2 separate regions of the Mus musculus genome follow, and region 1 is linked to region 2. A link is a loop called in an ENCODE intact Hi-C map of the cell type or tissue named here. Cell type or tissue: left cerebral cortex. All regions are shown on one strand.

The links. A loop is a pair of places that touch in the nucleus more often than their neighbours do. Peaks named below come from ENCODE experiments on the same cell type or tissue, not always from the same donor. Only the 100,000 strongest peaks of a DNase experiment are listed, where the experiment ranks them.
Region 1: a loop joins it to region 2, with 5 times the contacts of the local background. A loop is called at or near these places in 2 of 42 quality-filtered maps.

What each region holds. Positions count from the first base shown.
Region 1 is chr10:62,484,596-62,492,595 of GRCm38, reverse strand. It overlaps Vps26a (VPS26 retromer complex component A), which reads left to right and starts at 5,791. Exons shown (of 9, transcript NM_133672.3): 1 at 5,791-5,938. The coding sequence starts at 5,936. In left cerebral cortex, a CTCF peak has its summit at 4,094 (motif pointing right); DNase peaks (open chromatin) are centred at 4,111, 5,695 and 6,433; H3K4me3 peaks cover 2,345 bases; H3K27ac peaks cover 1,099 bases.
Region 2 is chr10:63,020,140-63,028,139 of GRCm38, reverse strand. Hnrnph3 (heterogeneous nuclear ribonucleoprotein H3) reads left to right here and starts at 4,291. Exons shown (of 10, transcript NM_001079824.1): 1 at 4,291-4,420. Pbld2 (phenazine biosynthesis-like protein domain containing 2) reads right to left here and starts at 3,628. Exons shown (of 10, transcript NM_026085.2): 1 at 3,404-3,628. In left cerebral cortex, a CTCF peak has its summit at 3,388 (motif pointing left); DNase peaks (open chromatin) are centred at 1,814, 3,445, 4,043, 4,847 and 3 more places; H3K4me3 peaks cover 3,808 bases; H3K27ac peaks cover 4,193 bases.

The DNA.
Region 1 (8,000 bases), 540 kb after region 2:
TGCCCTCTTCTGGTGTGTCTGAAGACAGTTACAGCGTACTTATGTATATATATATATATTTTTTTAAAGATTTATTTATTTATTTATTATATGTAAGTACACTGTAGCTGTCTTCAGACGCACCAGAAGAGGGCATCGGATCTCATTACGGGTGGTTGTGAGCCACCATGTGGTTGCTGGGATTTGAACTTCCCGGAAGAGCAGTCGGGTGCTCTTACCCACTGAGCCATCTCACCAGCCCTATTTTTTTTTTTAAAAGAAAGCTGACCTGTGAGAAAGCTGGCAGTCAGAAAGCCTTCATTTATACTTTCTACTTCAGACTCCTGCCAGGAGTTCCTGCTCTGACTTCTCTCAGTGATGGACTGTGTCTTAGTTAGGGTTTTACTGCTGTGAACAGACACCATGACCAAGGCAAGTCTTATAAAAAAACAACATTTAATTGGGGCTGGCTTACAGGTTCAGAGGTTCAGTCCATTATCATCAAGGTGGGAGCATAGCAGCATCCAGGCAGGCATGGTGCAGGAGGAGCTGAGAGTTCTATGTCTTCATCCAAAGGCTGCTAGTGGAAGACTGACTTCCAGGCAACTAGGGTGAGGATCTTATACCCACACCCACAGTGATACACCCATTCCAACCAGGCCACACCTATTCCAACAAGGCCACAACTTCAGATGGTGCCACTCCCTGATCCAAGAATGTACAAACCATCACAGACTGTGGCCCAGAATGGTGACTACTTCCTTCCCTCTTCGAAGTTGCTTCAGCCAGAATATTTTATTACAGCAACAGAAAGGAAGGTAGAACCAATGTTACGGCTCAATGGGGAGCTATTTCCACTAGGGTCCATTGTGAGAGTTCCACTGAACTTTAGGCGTGGCATTTTAAGCCATTTATGCCAAGGGATGAGAGCCCAAAATAGGACTCACCTTGAAGTAATGACGTTAATCACGAGACGGGGCTGCTGCACAGCTGAGAGAAAGGACATGTGACACTTGGGAGGCCTATGGAGGTTCCTCTTAATAGTTTTACTATGTTTAGCCAAGGATCAAAACAGGAATACTATTTATGACCATTCACTATTTAGCGGTGCAAACACAAATAACTATAATACATTTTTATTATGTGTTTTTCCCCAAAGCTGTGAGTTGCCATTCTCTCAGTGCATTGTCTTAGTATTTCAGTCACTGTTTATCAATATAGGGGTTGGAGAAATGGCTCAGTGGTTAAGGGCACTGACTGCTCTTCCAGAGATCCTGAGTTCAGATCCCATCAACCACATGGTGGCTCACAACCATCTGTAACTTCAAGATCTGATGCTCTCACACAGACATACATGCAGGCAAAACACCAATGCACATAAAATAAAGGTAGATAAATTTAAAAGGTATCCACATAGCTCTATCTTTTGCTAATCTGCCTTCTCCCCTCGTTAGCGTTGCTGTGTAGAACTGATGGTTCCTTAGGGCCCAATGGCTCATCAGTGACAGTGCTGCCTATAACTCTGTTACCTATTGCATGAGTCATAAATGGTTTACAGAAGCTGCAGTGTACCGAGTACCACAGGGAGAACCTAAGGTCCTTTGAAACTGGAGTTACAGACAGTTCTGAGACACCACGTGGATAGTGGAACCAAAGTTGGGTCCTTTGTGAGAGAAGCAAGTGCTCTTAACTGTTGAGCCATCCCTTTAGCCTCTGATATGAAATTTTTTATGGGGGAAATTGCCTCAGTGATTGATGTAAAATGCATCCTTTTGTTTTTTGTTTTTTGTTTTTTTTTTTTTTTGCTATTTGGATATTTGTGATTACTCGGTGTTTTGTTTTCACAAGGACAGAATACTAATTAAGAATAAGAGCTCTTGAGAATTGAAAATGTTAGCATACATTCTTTACTTATTGGGTTTTTTTTGGGGGGGGGAGGAGGAGGTGTTGGTTTCAAGACAGGGTTTCTCTGTGTTACAAGCCCTGGCTATCCTGGACTTGCTTTGTACACCAGGCTGACCTCAAACTCAGAGATCCACCTGCCTTAGCTTCTTGAGCACTGTGATTAAAGGCATGTGCCACCATGTCCAGCCTTATTATTTATTGCTACATAATTAATCACCTTAAAACTCTATGGCTTATCTGTATCTTTAATCCCAAGATTTGTCAGGTGAATCTGTGAATTCAAGATTAACACATTGCAGGACAGCCAAGGCTAGATAGTGAGATAACCCCCTCCAAAAACAAAACAAAACAAAACCCAGAACCAAACAAAAAAAAGCCAAACAAACCCAAAACCTTGGTGGCTTAAAGCAATAGATTTTTAGAATTTTTATAGTTTATGCAGGTCAGAAATTAAGTAGACTATCTGGAAATTCTATTTAGAAAGTCTTTTTGTTTGTTTGTTTGTTTTGTTTTGTTTTTTTGAGACATCGTTTTTCTGTGTAGCCCTGGCTGTCCTGTCCTGGAACTCACTCTGTAGACCAGGCTGGCCTTGAACTCAGAAATCTGCCTGCCTCTGCCTCCCGAGTGCTGAAATTAAAGGCATGGCTCACAACTGTTTGTAACTCCAATTCCAGGAGATCTGGCATCCTTACCCAGACACACGTTATGGCAAAACACTAACACACATAAAAATAAAATTTTAAAAGTACAGTTAGGATATTCACCAGAGCTAGAGTCATCTGAAGACTTGGTCAAGGATGAAAAAGAAAGTTTCCACATTGGTATTCGAAAATAGTTGGAAAGTTGGTACTCCCATCTGTTTTCAGAAGAGAGGGGAGATGTCCTCTCCATGGGGCTTTACACCATGGGAGTGGATGTTGTTAGAAGGGAATGGTCCAGGAGAAACCAAGTCAGGAGCAGCTTGAGGCAGCCACACCACGCTATTCTGTTGGTCACACAAACCGACTTTGATAGAATTCAAGGATAGATTACACAGGAGTTTGAACACTAAAAGAGAAAGCTCGAGGCTGGTGAGATGGCTCAGTGGTTAAGAGCACTGACTGCTCTTCTGAAGGTCATGAGTTCAAATCTCAGCAATCACATGGAGGCTCACAACCATCCATAACGAGATCTGATGCCCTCTTATGGAGTGTTTGAAGACAGCTACTTATGTATAATAATAAGTAAATCTTTAAAAAAAGAGAGAGAGAAAGCTCACGGAGAGCTATGCCAAACAATACACACACACACACACACACACACACACACACACACACACACACAAACTCATCATCATCATCATGAGAACTGGAACATGAGCAAACATGGTGGCTCATGATATAATTTTTGCATTCAGGGACTGAGGCAGGAGAATCAAGAGTCTAACGTCAGCCTGAGATATGTACTAAGACCATTTCTGGGACAAAAAGAAAAACAAGGACAGGTGAGATGGCTCATCAGATAAATGTGTTTGCTGACAGGCCTGAGGACCTGGGCTCAATTCCCAGAAGTGACATGTACAAATTCTGCTCTCCATGCACACCATGTAATATACACCTCCCAGAATAAAGAAACATGAAAAGGAAAAAGGAAAACAACAAGAGACAGATGGAAGACAGGAAAGAAAGTGAAAATCCATTTAGGATGCTCAATCTAGGATTTCAAGAAATTCCAGGAAGACAGCCGAGGATGTGGCTTAGTGGTAGGCTGGTTGATTGGGATCCATGAGGCTCTGGTTCAGTCCTCAGCTCCACAAAGGAAAAAAGAAACCCAGGTTAAAAAAGGTGTGTGTGTGTGTGTGTGTGTGTATGTGTGAGCCTAGAGCAAATCATCAAAGAAATTTAGGAAGACTGCAGGGTACACAGTCAATACAGGAAAGTTACACACATCACAACGAAGAACTGAAAAATGAAAAACTTAGTTTTATTTACAATAGTGTTAAAAAATACAGGCACTTAGAGATAAATTTAATAAAAATGTATAACACTGGAAATTAGAAACACTGGTGAAGAACACTAAAAAAAGGTAAAAATTAGAAAAATGCACAGTGCTCATGAATGGAAGACCCAGTATTGTTTTTATTTTACCTCCTTGAGTCTTTCTTTGGGTGCATGGAGGTTTTGCAGACCTTCTGTACAAAACCTGCATATGTGATGCTCATGGAGACCAGAAGAGGGCATCAGATCCCCCTGGTAAGGAGCCACTATTTGGATGCTGGGAATCAAATCTCATGCTTCTGAAGGGGTAGCCAGCAAGTGCTCTTGACTTAGCTCAGCCATCTCTCTAGCCCCAATCGATAGATTTTTGACAAGCATACCACACCACAGCAGTTTACAGGGGAAAGTATTTTGAGCAAATGGTGCTAGAACCAACAAACACAGTTAACCTTTCAGATCTTAGACTATGCGCAATTGTTTCTCTCTTTTGTTTCCTTGTAACAAGGTCTCACACTGTAGCCCAGGTCATTCAGGGGACTAACTGTGTAATCTCCAGGGGTCTTTTAATTCATGGCGATTCTTCTACTTCTTCTGTCTCCGGAGAGCTGGGATTACAGCTATGAACCTCTATACCTGACTTATCCTTCTTTATAGAGTGGGTGATGCTCCTTCATCCAAGCCATCTGCATCACAGGGTTTTAATCAATAGTATTTTGAGATCTAAACTCCCTTCTCTGTCCCCATACTATTTTACCCGTCTGTAAATATGACAGGTAATCTCCAATATTGGGAAGGCTGAAGGAGGACAGATGTGTTTCTTGACAGCCTGGGCTACATAGCATATTCCAGAGGAGCCTGGGACACCTAGTGAGACCCTGTCTCAACAATAAATATACACACAAACATCCATTCGTTCCAAAGCTCCCTGGCATAGCAATCTTTAAGATTTGTTTTCAGATAATATCATTTTAGGCAGATTTCTCCTGCATGCATGAAGGAAGTGCAGTGTTCCATCTGCAGCAATGCATAAAACCACCAGTGACTCCTGCAATTACAGCATTGGGAAGGCACTTTGGAGGTGCTCACTCTCCACTTGAGGCTAGCCTAGTCTACATGAGTACATGAGAACCCCTGTCTTACAAACAAAAGACTCATTTCCAGTATTTGAATTCTGTCGCGATTGGAGACCGAAGCCTCATTTTAACCTTTAAATATTTTAGACTTACAACTTGACACTCTACTCCCCAAGTTGAGTTTCGTTATGATAGGGCTGATGACACCCCTCCGCCCATAAATCTGAATGAAAGGTTCAGTTCCTAAGCCTTCGTAGTATTTCATCTATCCTCAGGTTTTCTGGGCCTCCACTACAATGACTGACTGGATCAGAGTGTTGGAGAGCTGCGTTTTGCACGCTTGCGAAACTTTTAGGAAGGGCTGTTGCCGGGGAGGGGGGGTAAGGAGGGCGGAACCGATTTGAGAGTACTGCCTCTCCGGCTTGGAAGGCTGCGTCACGAGCTATCCGTGGACTGCAAAGGATGTGCTTTAAAGATTAGCTTTTCTCCCTAACCGTCTCTTCGGAGGCCAACAATTCTCGGGGCTGAGGCGGGAAACAGATCAGGCGCAAAGGTCGGAACTGCAGCAAGCCCGCAAAGACACGCCTCCCGCACAAACCCTCGAGTCCCCCAAGTTTCCCTAGGGAAAAGGAAATGGGCGTGCCGGAGGGAGGAGTTTGACAGCGCACGGCTCGTCACGTGACAACTAGCTCTAGGGTTGCTGGACTGAGAAGACAGATCTTTGACTCCTCCCACCAGACGTCACCCACCCAGACCACGCCCTCAACCGAAAGGCGGGGCGGAGGAGCCCCGCCTCGAAACGGCCTTCCTGAAGGGCGGGGCCTCTAGCAGGGCGGGGCCTCTAGCGGGGCGGGGTGGGGGGGGGAGGGAGAAGAGGAAAAGGAGTGGTCACGTGCGGCTGATGGCCTACGGTCACGTGACGGGCGGCGGGGCGCAGGCACCCAGGCTGGGAGTTCTTCTGAGGGAAAGCCGAGTGGAGTGGGCGACCCGGCGGCGGTGACAATGGTGAGTGCGCGGCGGCCTGCCTGCGAGGTCGTCTCCCGCGGGGCCGTGGGGCGCGCGGCGGGACTCCCAACGGCGGGCGCGGCGCCGAGCCTGCAGGGAAGGGGCGCGGAGCGGTGAGGCCTGACGGCTGCCCGCTCCCGGCCAGGCCTGAGCACCTGCGGCCGGCGGCACTGTCCCGGCCATGTCGGAGCCTCTGCCCGCCTTCCTCGACCGGCTGTGGGGACCCTGGCTGGGCACCCGCAGCCCGCCCAGCCGGAGCTCGGCAGCCTCGCCTTCCAAGGTAGCCGAGGACAGTCAGTGCCCTCTCTCCCAGTTCCGGACTCTGGCGAGACCTGCTCACCTTCCTCGTCCCGAGCTCGATAGAGTCCGCTTATTTTCTTTAAGCTGGTTGTGGAGACATTCTGCGATTTCTTGATTCGGGTGGAGGCTTTTGGCACTTGTAGAATAGGAGGGGAAGGGAGGGGAGACAAGAGGGTGTCGGAGCCGAGACCCCTCATTTATATCTCCAGACGCCGATTTAAGCACTTGGTTTCACTTCCTTCCCTAAGCGATTTCTATAACTTAGCACTTTGGGATGTTGCAGTGTCTTGGGAGCCCAGGCAGGGATGAAAATCAGAGCACTTAACCACACTTAATGGAAAGCACCGTTGGGCGCGCTAGTGTTTAACTACGCGCCCGCGGTCTATAGATTAGAGCTCCTTTGGCTCGTGTTATTTAGCATATACTCCATGAGAGCCCACTGTGCGCTCCCCTTATACTACCCGCTCTTCCCAAGCTCGCCACTTTTAATAAACTGCTTGAAACTTCTCGTCTCAAGCCAGCCAGCCAGGTCTATTTTTAAAACGTTGCTTTGATTAAATAACTTTGAGTCAGAAATTATTTGCTTTCTCTAGGGTTTGGGGGGTGGGGGAGAAGTTCATTCAGGGAGCGTTTTCTTAAACAGTATTTTGGGTGAGTCCAGGGACAGATAAACAAGGCAAACTGCTTGCTTCCTTGCAGCTTACAGACTCTGGAGAGTTAAGCATTTGTTTAGATAAATTAGTTTAAGGTGGAAATTACAACTGCTGTAAATAACTAAGAAGGAATTAGTAGGCTGTTAGGGAGTCCTCCTTTCACTGTTTATAATTTGAAAAGAAAGCTTAAATTGCTCTCTTCTTGGTTACTTAGTTGAATTAGTCCTTCTAGTTAAGTTTTTTTTTTTTTTTTTTTTTTTTTGGTTTTTCGAGACAGGGTTTCTCTGTATAGCCCTGGCTGTCCTGGAGCTCACTTTGTAGACCAGGCTGGCCTCGAACTCAGAAATACGCCTGCCTCTGCCTCCCGAGTGCTGGGATTAAAGGCGTGCGCCACCACGCCCGGCCCTTCTAGTTAAGTTTAAGAGCAATTTTTTTTTTTATTTTTAAGGTATTTGTCAAACGAAATTGTAAAGCTTTAAAGCCTTTGTATGGGCACACATGTATGTATGAGAATTTGCTGTTTCATTGTGTGTGGGCTCAAGTGAATACATTGTGGAAGCTTTGGTTCCTCTGAGCTCTGTTCAGTTTTTTTCTTACTGAAATTTTTTTCCTATATATTTTGATTATGTTTTTCCTTTCCTTCAAGTTCTGTTTCTTTACATCAAGCAGACTTAATAAATTTCCTTAAATGGTGCCCACAGAGTTTGTTACATTTTTATGTATCCACGTGTAGTTTTGCTAGATGGTAATGCTAAACAATGTATGTCTTGGCACCTTGTGCTTGTTGGAGGGCCTCAAGAAAGCCTCAGCACTCCTGGTACTGTAGTTAAAGTCAGTTGTGAGCTGCTATTTGGATGCTGGGAATCTGAACCTGGGTCCTCTGGAAGAGCAGCCAGTGCTCCTAACCATTGAGCCAGCCCTGTTATTGAAAAATATTGCAGAACTGTGTTTTCTTGTGTGTTTTGGCAGCTTTAGTGGCAATTTAATTTTGTTAAAATAGTATTTGTGACTTTAAATGTTAAATTTCAAATTGGAAAAGACCTTTCGGTGTGTTACATAGAGAATATATGTAGAAAAAAGTTGCCATATATCATTTTACATGTAAAACA
Region 2 (8,000 bases):
TGTAAGGCAGCCCCAATGAAATGTTGGCCTTTATAAGAGTTGTCAGGTCATGGTTTCTCTTCCTAACAGTAAAACCCTAATTAGGACAGTGTCCCCCAAAAGCGTAAAGCGGGGCTGAGGAGATGCCTCAGCAGCAAAGACTGCTCACTGCCCTCAGAGAACTAGGGTTTGGTTCCTAGCACCCTATCAAGTGACTCACTGCCTGTCACCCCAGCTCCAGGGGATCCGCTGCCCTCTGGCCTCTGAGAGCTCTCCTGTGAAGACACACATAAACTCACCCAGGCACTCACTCGCATACACAACTTAAATCTTGGGGGAAAAAAAAGCAAGCTTAAAAGCTAGGTGTGGTGATATATATCTGTCAATAGCATGTGTGGATGGAAACAAGAATGGAGGATCCCAGAGTAGCCTGGGCTATGTAGCAAGTCTCCAAATGCTTCATATACACAAAACTATAAAATCGTGGTGAGATAAATGGTCTCTTATCCATGCCGAATCTTCTACAGTGTGACCCACTTGGACATTGACCCACAAGGCCACTGCAGTGATTCACTTTCCCTGGTTCTTTGGCTGCCACGGTGACCACTGGAGCAATCCAACACTTGGAACTATTTCCAAAGATTAGAGAAAGGAGGTCTGAGGATACAAGCACGCTAGGAAGGGTGGGTGCCTTCCAAGCATGAGGACAGGCGTTTGATCCACGGAAAAGAAGCTGGTCATGGGGGCAGAGACAGGAGAATCTCTTGGGGCTTGCTGGCCAGCCAACCGAGCCTAAGCAAACCGTAGACCAGTGAGAGTCCCTGTCATATTAAGAGGTGTATGGTGGGGACAGGTAGATGGCTCAGCAGCTAAAGGAGCTTACTGCCAAGCCTTAATGCCATGGGTTTGATACCCCAGACTCCGAGTGATAGACAGACAGAATGGAGAGACCTGAACCTCACACCTGTACCCTGCACTACACACACACACACACACACACACACACACACACACACACACAGTGTTAAAAAAACCAAAACCTGAAGCTGCTTGTGGGTTGGTCTCCATGTGCACACAAGCACCGGTACTCTCAAATATGGAGAATGACTGGGTTCCGGGCCTCCTGCTGTTAGGTACCATTTGTCTACTTAGTATCATACTAGATGAGGTCTTCTCGTTTCCATAGTTACCAGGGAAGTAATTTTAACAAACTCTCGAAAATGAAATCTTTGAAAGCCTTGTCGAGAAACAGTGGTGGCTATGTGAAGAAGGTGTTCGCTCTTTTAAAGTCATCAGATATTTAGTTCATAAGCCAAAGAAGGAATCCTTCACAAAGCCCTGTCAGAGTTGATGTTCCAAAGCCCTTAAACACAGACTAGACACAACTCCAATACAATGCTGTGGACTGTTTTGTTCTTGGCTTGTTTTCATGCAGGCAGAATGATCTGCAGTATCATTAGGGATCTATGAACACCGACGGTAGACTACTTTTTAGCTAATGTGCTCTGTCTGCCCCCAAGAGAATGCACTCTCAATTTCTTTCATTTCCCCGAAGGTCCTGCATGGAATTTTCCTACTCCCTTTATTCTGATGGAGTGACGCAGGGTGACTGAGCCTCGGATTGTTTTCCTCCAGGAGCTGTGGGCATTTCCATTTCCTTCTCCTGCTTCATCTTTTCTCTTTATACACTATAACAAAGATGGACTTCAGGGTCCCTCTGACCTCTATTCTAACAGGAGAGCACATGAAAGAGAGAGGGGGGGAGGAAGTGGGGAAAGGAGAGGGGGCAAGGAAAAAAGAGAGGGGAGGTGAAAAAAGCAGCTGGGAGCCCCGAGTTGTAACCGTCTCCATGGAAACAATTCCTTAGAGATCAATCTGGAAACAATTCTGTAGGCATCCCCGGAACAGCAGGGTCCAATCACACCAAGCTTTACAACAGGATTCAACTGGGTGAGGAAGGAGCAGGTTCTTTTTTTTTTTTTTTTTTTTTTTTTTTTTAAGGAAAATTAGTAAACTAAGAAGCTAATACAAATTACCTTTACCATGGTCAAATGCCTCTTTAAATGAAAACTTCCCTACTTGCTGTAACAAAAGGGCAAAAGGCCTGGAGTACTAATTTGAAGACCTAAATCTTCATAGTGGTAACCGGCACTCACCACAAAGAAATGACAGAGACACGCCTCCAAAGAAATGACAGAGACACGCCTCCAAAGAAATGTCAGCATTGGTTGAAAAGTCATACATTAGAGCCATCAAAACGAATTGAGGATTGTGGCCGATAACCACACAAAGTGTGTGCAAAGAATGCCAAATTCATTCATGCTGTAAGCAGACTGAATTCCAGGGGAAGAGGAAAAGGGATTACAGAATTCCACCTACCCAATCATGTTGAAAGAGTGAAAGGTAAAGGAGCCATGTAATTAAAACCCAATAGAAGAAAGGCCCTGGGAAGGTTTCATCCTAAGAGTTCAGCTTGGAGTACTGCTAATAAGCCAGTTCCCTTTAGGTTTGTTACCCCCTCCACCCCACCGCCCAGAGGCAGTGTTTCTCAGTGTAGCCCTGGCTGTCCAGGAACTCACTCTGAAGACCAGGCTGGCCTCCAACAAAGAGATCCAACTGCCTCTGCCTCCCGAGTGCTGGGATTAAAGGTGTGCACCACTACCCAGCTAAACCAGTTACTTTTTTAAAAAAGAGAACATACTTTGGGCTCTAAATCAACCCCCAGCTATTAAAAGGAGGGGGTGGGGTAACTTTAGGGGATTAAAGTAACAATAAAATAACCAAGCTTCAGCAAGTGTCTGGCCAGTAAGCCACTAACTTGTCACCACATAAAAGAGTTTAGTGTTATCAAGTGTAATTATTTTCACTCTTGTGGGACTAGGGACTGCATCTGTGAAATACCACTTTGTAAGGCTATGGAGACACAGAGGGTCAGGAGTTCAAGGACATCCTTGGCTACCCAAGAACAAAGACAAGGAACTGCTTACCATGCCATTTCAGGAAGTACTTAATAAACCTGAGCTATGACGGCTTCTAGAACATACTTTGATTTTCCTGTCTGTAAGTATAAGCACACTGCGCCCCCCCCCCCTTCTCTGAAGGATATTTTGGGCTATAAAATCAGTAGAGTACTAAAGACTTTCAAGTAGGTTTGAAGATGAATTAAAGCCGTGAAATACAAGTTTCCATACAAGAAAGTCATTGGCCTCTTGGCTCTAGTATAAACATAAATAAAAATTCATAGTAAATCAAATCCAACCTTCCACACTGCCACTACTCCACTCCACATGGACTTCCCAGTGTTTGTAGCACAAAGAAATCTTTGGATGCACACTGAAGGGTGATTCCAACCCAGCCCCATCCACGTTCACAGCCTTAGTCTGTCCAGCCCGGCCTCTTTTCGCCCTCTGCTGTCCGTACCCACCTTAATTAGCTTTGCTCTCCCAAGTCTCTCAACACCAGGGTGGCCCTCCACCTTCCCACAGCCTTTCCATGTGCAATTTGTGTTACAACTTTAAAAAAGCCATAAACGGGTCGGGAGCAATCTTGGTAGCACGACAGAACCTCCACATGCGGTTTTTTTAGGTGTCTCCTGCGAGCACAATTTTTAGGAATACCAAACTCTTACTTAGATAAAGTCTATTGCCGTGAACCACAGACCCGTCACCCGGGTTTAATGGAGAGAAAAACCGAACCTGGCAGGTAGGAAACCAATCAAGGCGCCAAGGCTGCCTACGCAGGGGAACAAAGGGGATGCCCCAGGCTAGGACGGGAATCCTGCTGGGTTTAGACGCTTTGTATCTTCGCAGGCGCAACATTCATCTTTTTTTCTGATTGCATAATGCAAATATGGTGGACCAGCAAAGCCGTCCCCGGGTTGGGGGGCGGGGTGACAGAAACCACGTGGCTCCTTCCGCGCGGGGGCCTTTGTGGGATCTATTCCCAGTGGAGCAGATAAGAAACTTAGCAAACCGCGTGACCACGGCTCCTCAGAGGCCCGTGGGGAGGGACAAACGTGAGCTCCGGGGTTCAGAGGGTTGGTCGGTCGGCGGGAGCCAACGGAGTCCGCCACAGCCCACTCGCTGCGACTCCACGCCCACCACGGTGGCAACCGGGCAGGTCCCGAGTGCGCAGGTGCGCTGCGCCCCGCCCCCTGGGAGACCACGCTGTCACTCAAGTATCGCGAGAGCAGCGCGGCAGAGAGGGGGTGGGCCTGGGCAGTCGGCCCTGCCCCCTCCCTCTCTCTCGCCCCCCTCCCATCCCCCCTCGGCAGTCGCTCGGCTGCGCAGCTCCTAGAGCGGTTGGCGCGGCGGGAGACGGTTGAGGGGAGCGAGGGAGCCGAACCGTTGTGGCGAGCGCTCAGCAGCGGGCGAGCCAGGCGTCCCTGCCCGCGACCAGACCCGCGCGAGCGTCGGTGTAGGCGTTGCTTACGCCCCACAGGGTATCTGAAGTAGAAGGGGGGGTAGGTTGGGCCGGCGGTGCCGACAGCGGAGTCGGGAGAAGGACGAAGAGCCCGGGAGCGGGTGAGGGAACGCGGAGTGGCCGCTCGCTCGCTCTCCCCCGCCGCTCGGCTGCCGCCATCTTGGGGGCCGGTAGCGGTCGGGTCGCCTTCCCGCCTTTCCCCCGCTCGGGCTACTTTGTCGCCTCCGGCTTACGGGAAAGTGTCCGGCAGGAGAGAGTGCGGGCGGGAGATCCGAGCTCTCCGGTAGGGATGAGGGTGGGGAGCTCAGCGAGCCGGGAAAGCGGGACGCGCTCCGGGTGGAAATGGCGCTCGGCGGGCCCGGCCACCCACCGGGGCCTCCGGTGCTCTCGAAGGGACTACCTGGGGCCGGCGGGGCTGCGAGGGGCTGCTGACGCAGACTCCAGGGTTGAGACAGGGGGAGCTGGGGGCGGGGGAAGGAGAAGCCAGTGACGACGAGGGCGCTCCGATGCCAGATGCAGGACAAAGGCGGCCGCGGTCCTCCTTTGTAATTCCGCCGCTCGGTTGCGATGGCCTTGGCCGGGGGCCGGAGGCGGACTGTCCCCTATCTCCCGGGTCTCTAGGGCGAGCTGGGCAAACGGAAAATCTCCGGGAGGAGGCAAAGGACGCTTAGCCGACCTTTTAGTCCCTATTTGGAACTGCGGAGAGAGTCCGTTGCGCATCTCCAAAGAATTACCACCCACCTACCCCATGTCCCCCTCTTAGGTGTCGACCAAGACTTTTCATTTTGGAAGAGAAGTGCATGGCTTTTCTAATAGGAATAGTGCAAAGTGGGTGTGTTTCAAACAGGTCCGGGCCAGGTGAACTGCGAAGGTGCTGCGTTTAGGCAAGGGTGGAGAGTTAAGTTGTGTTTGGGGTAGTTAACTCTCCAGGAGTTGTGTTTTGTGTCGTTTTGTAATTAAGGCCGAAAGCCCAGTGCATTTCGTTTCATTTGATGGCTGAGCATGTTTAAAACTTGTATCGAACTGTGGTGTTTTGAAGCCGAAATAGGTCTCTTAAAGTGGAAGCCGAATCGCGTACCTAGTTGACGCGTTTTGGGTCCTTAAATTGGAAGCCGAATCGCGTACCTAGTTGACGCGTTTTGGGTCCTTAAATTGGAACTGTCATTAATTTTCATTGAAAATGGGTTAAAAAGGAAAAAAAAAAAAAAGCACATTTGGGCCTGAAAGTTAACTTGCTCATGAGTAATGGGAAAACTGTTAACGTACATTCCAATATTTAAAACAAAAGCTGGATAAAACGCCCAATCGTATTTTGTGAGTTCCAGGGCTATAGAGCAAGAATCCGTCTCAAAACGAAAAAAAAAAATCTCCAAGAAACAGATTACCACCTAGAAAAAGGAGGGTTTTTGGTTTTTTTGTGGCTTTTTTTTTTTGTTGTGTTTTGGTTTTGTTTTTCCTTAGACAGGGTTTCACTGTATAACCCTGGCTGTCCTGGAACTCATGTCACCAGGCTGGCCTCAAACTCAGAAATTTACCTGCTTCTGCCTCCCAAGTGCTGGGATTAAAGGCGTGCACCACCACGCCCGGCCAAAAAAGGAGATTCTTCATGGACTTTGGAAATGCAGAGGGTTCAGATCTACTATAACGAACTAAAAGATACGTCCACATTTTCTTGATTGGGTTACATTAGAAATGCCTTTACTTTTTTTGAGACAGGATCTTGATGTAACTGGATGTGTACTGAAGGCCTCCCTCTTGGAGCCTCTGTCTCCCAAATGTGTTTTGCTTTATTTTGAGATAAGGTTTCATTGTAGACCATGCTGGTCTTGATTGGAGGATCTTGATATTTCTGCCTCCCAAGTGCTGTGAGCCACCATCAACTTTTTTTTAAAGTGGTATACCACAGATTTTAGTACATTGCTAGTTATCAGACCCTCACTTCAATCCGGTTTTAAAAAACGCTTCTATCATTTCAAGAAGATACATGTACCAACAGTCATCCCATGACAGTGTTCTCTATGTCAAACCTCAGAAGCAACAGATCAGGTTCTGCTTTTTGTTTGTTTGCTTTTTAAAGATTTTTACGTGTTTGTATAGTTGGAATAGTACATAGTCTTTTGTGACTGAAATTTTTGCTTTCTATTTAAAGTCTCAAAAATGTTACTAAAGCTGGCTTCATTTTAACTGCTAGTATTTTTAAATTGGTCCTACGACTTGGAGGTTTTGTGGTTAGTGTTTTGCTGTTTACCCTGGCTCTCCTAGGACTCCTAGCCTCAAACCATCCTTCCACTTTCCCCTCCTTAGGCTACGGGAGCAAGGACTGCACCTATATAGCTCTTGGGGTGGAGTGGGGGATGTGACTCAGGTTGGTCTCCTGTCTCAAGCTCTGAAATTAGTGGCATGAGAACAGTTGGGATCCCCAAAGCAGAGTAGTGATTAATTTATGACAGTTACAAATAAGGTTGGCGTATTGTAAATAGTGACCTGATACATAGCCTCTGGAAACTGGAGGAATCAGAACAGACTGCCCTTCTTCAGGTTTTAGTAGGACTCTAGACTTGAGCTAAAAGGTATATTAGAGCAAGGCTGTTTCCCTCCTCTCTTTACTTGAATGGAAAGTCACCCCGTGAGAAAATATGTTGTCCAAATCTGGTTTTGCTCAGTAACATTTTGTTAATTGAAGTCAAGAACTGTTGAACAAAAATTTTCCTCTGACTTGCACATTGCACTGAGGTATATGTGTGAAGTATGAGCACATATACCAGATTAACTAACTGTAATAAAAGATTGTTAAATGAAAGTTACTATCAGTGTAGTGTTTTTCAGAGTTCTTGTTTTCATAAGAGTGTTACCTGGCAAAAGCGTTGTGTTAAATTCTAGATACACAAAAGAGCTTTCTCCCTTGTCTTTGCTACTAGTCCCCCATTTATTTTAATTTTATGAATGTTTTGCTTGTTTGTTATGTACGCCACATGGGTAGAAAACCCAAAGAGTGTTGGATCCATGGGAAATGGGGTTATTTACAGTTCTAAGCCACTGTGTAGGTGCTGGGAATAGAGACCAGCCAGGCCTTTTGCAAGAGAAGCCAGTGCTTGTTTGTGATGAATTAATTTATAGTCATGTCATTGAGAGGAAAGGACTATCCTAAGCTGTTGTGGTAGCACATATAATATCTTATGAGTCCTGTCCTGGTTATAGAGCTCCACCTGGCTATGGGAGTTTTTGTCTTTATACTCAAATCTCAAATAAGAATAGACAGCCTCTATATACACCTTTGCGTTATTAAACATTTGCAGTTGGGCAGGTGTCTCAGGAAATCTTAGTAGTCTGTAGCTGAGGCAGGACTGCTTGAAGGTTAAGGCTAACCTGGGCTACTGAGATCCTTGGATTTTTGGTTTGTATTCTTTTTGTTTTGTTGGTGTTTGTTTTTTGAGACAGAGAACAGCCCTGGCTATCCTGGAATTTGTAGACAAGATTCAAACTCCCAGAGATCTGCCTCTGCCTCCGGAGTGCTGGGATTAAAGGCAAATATCCTTGTTGGTTTTTTTTTTTTTTTTTTTTTTTGGTTTGTTTTTTTGGGGGGTTCGGTTTGGGGTTTT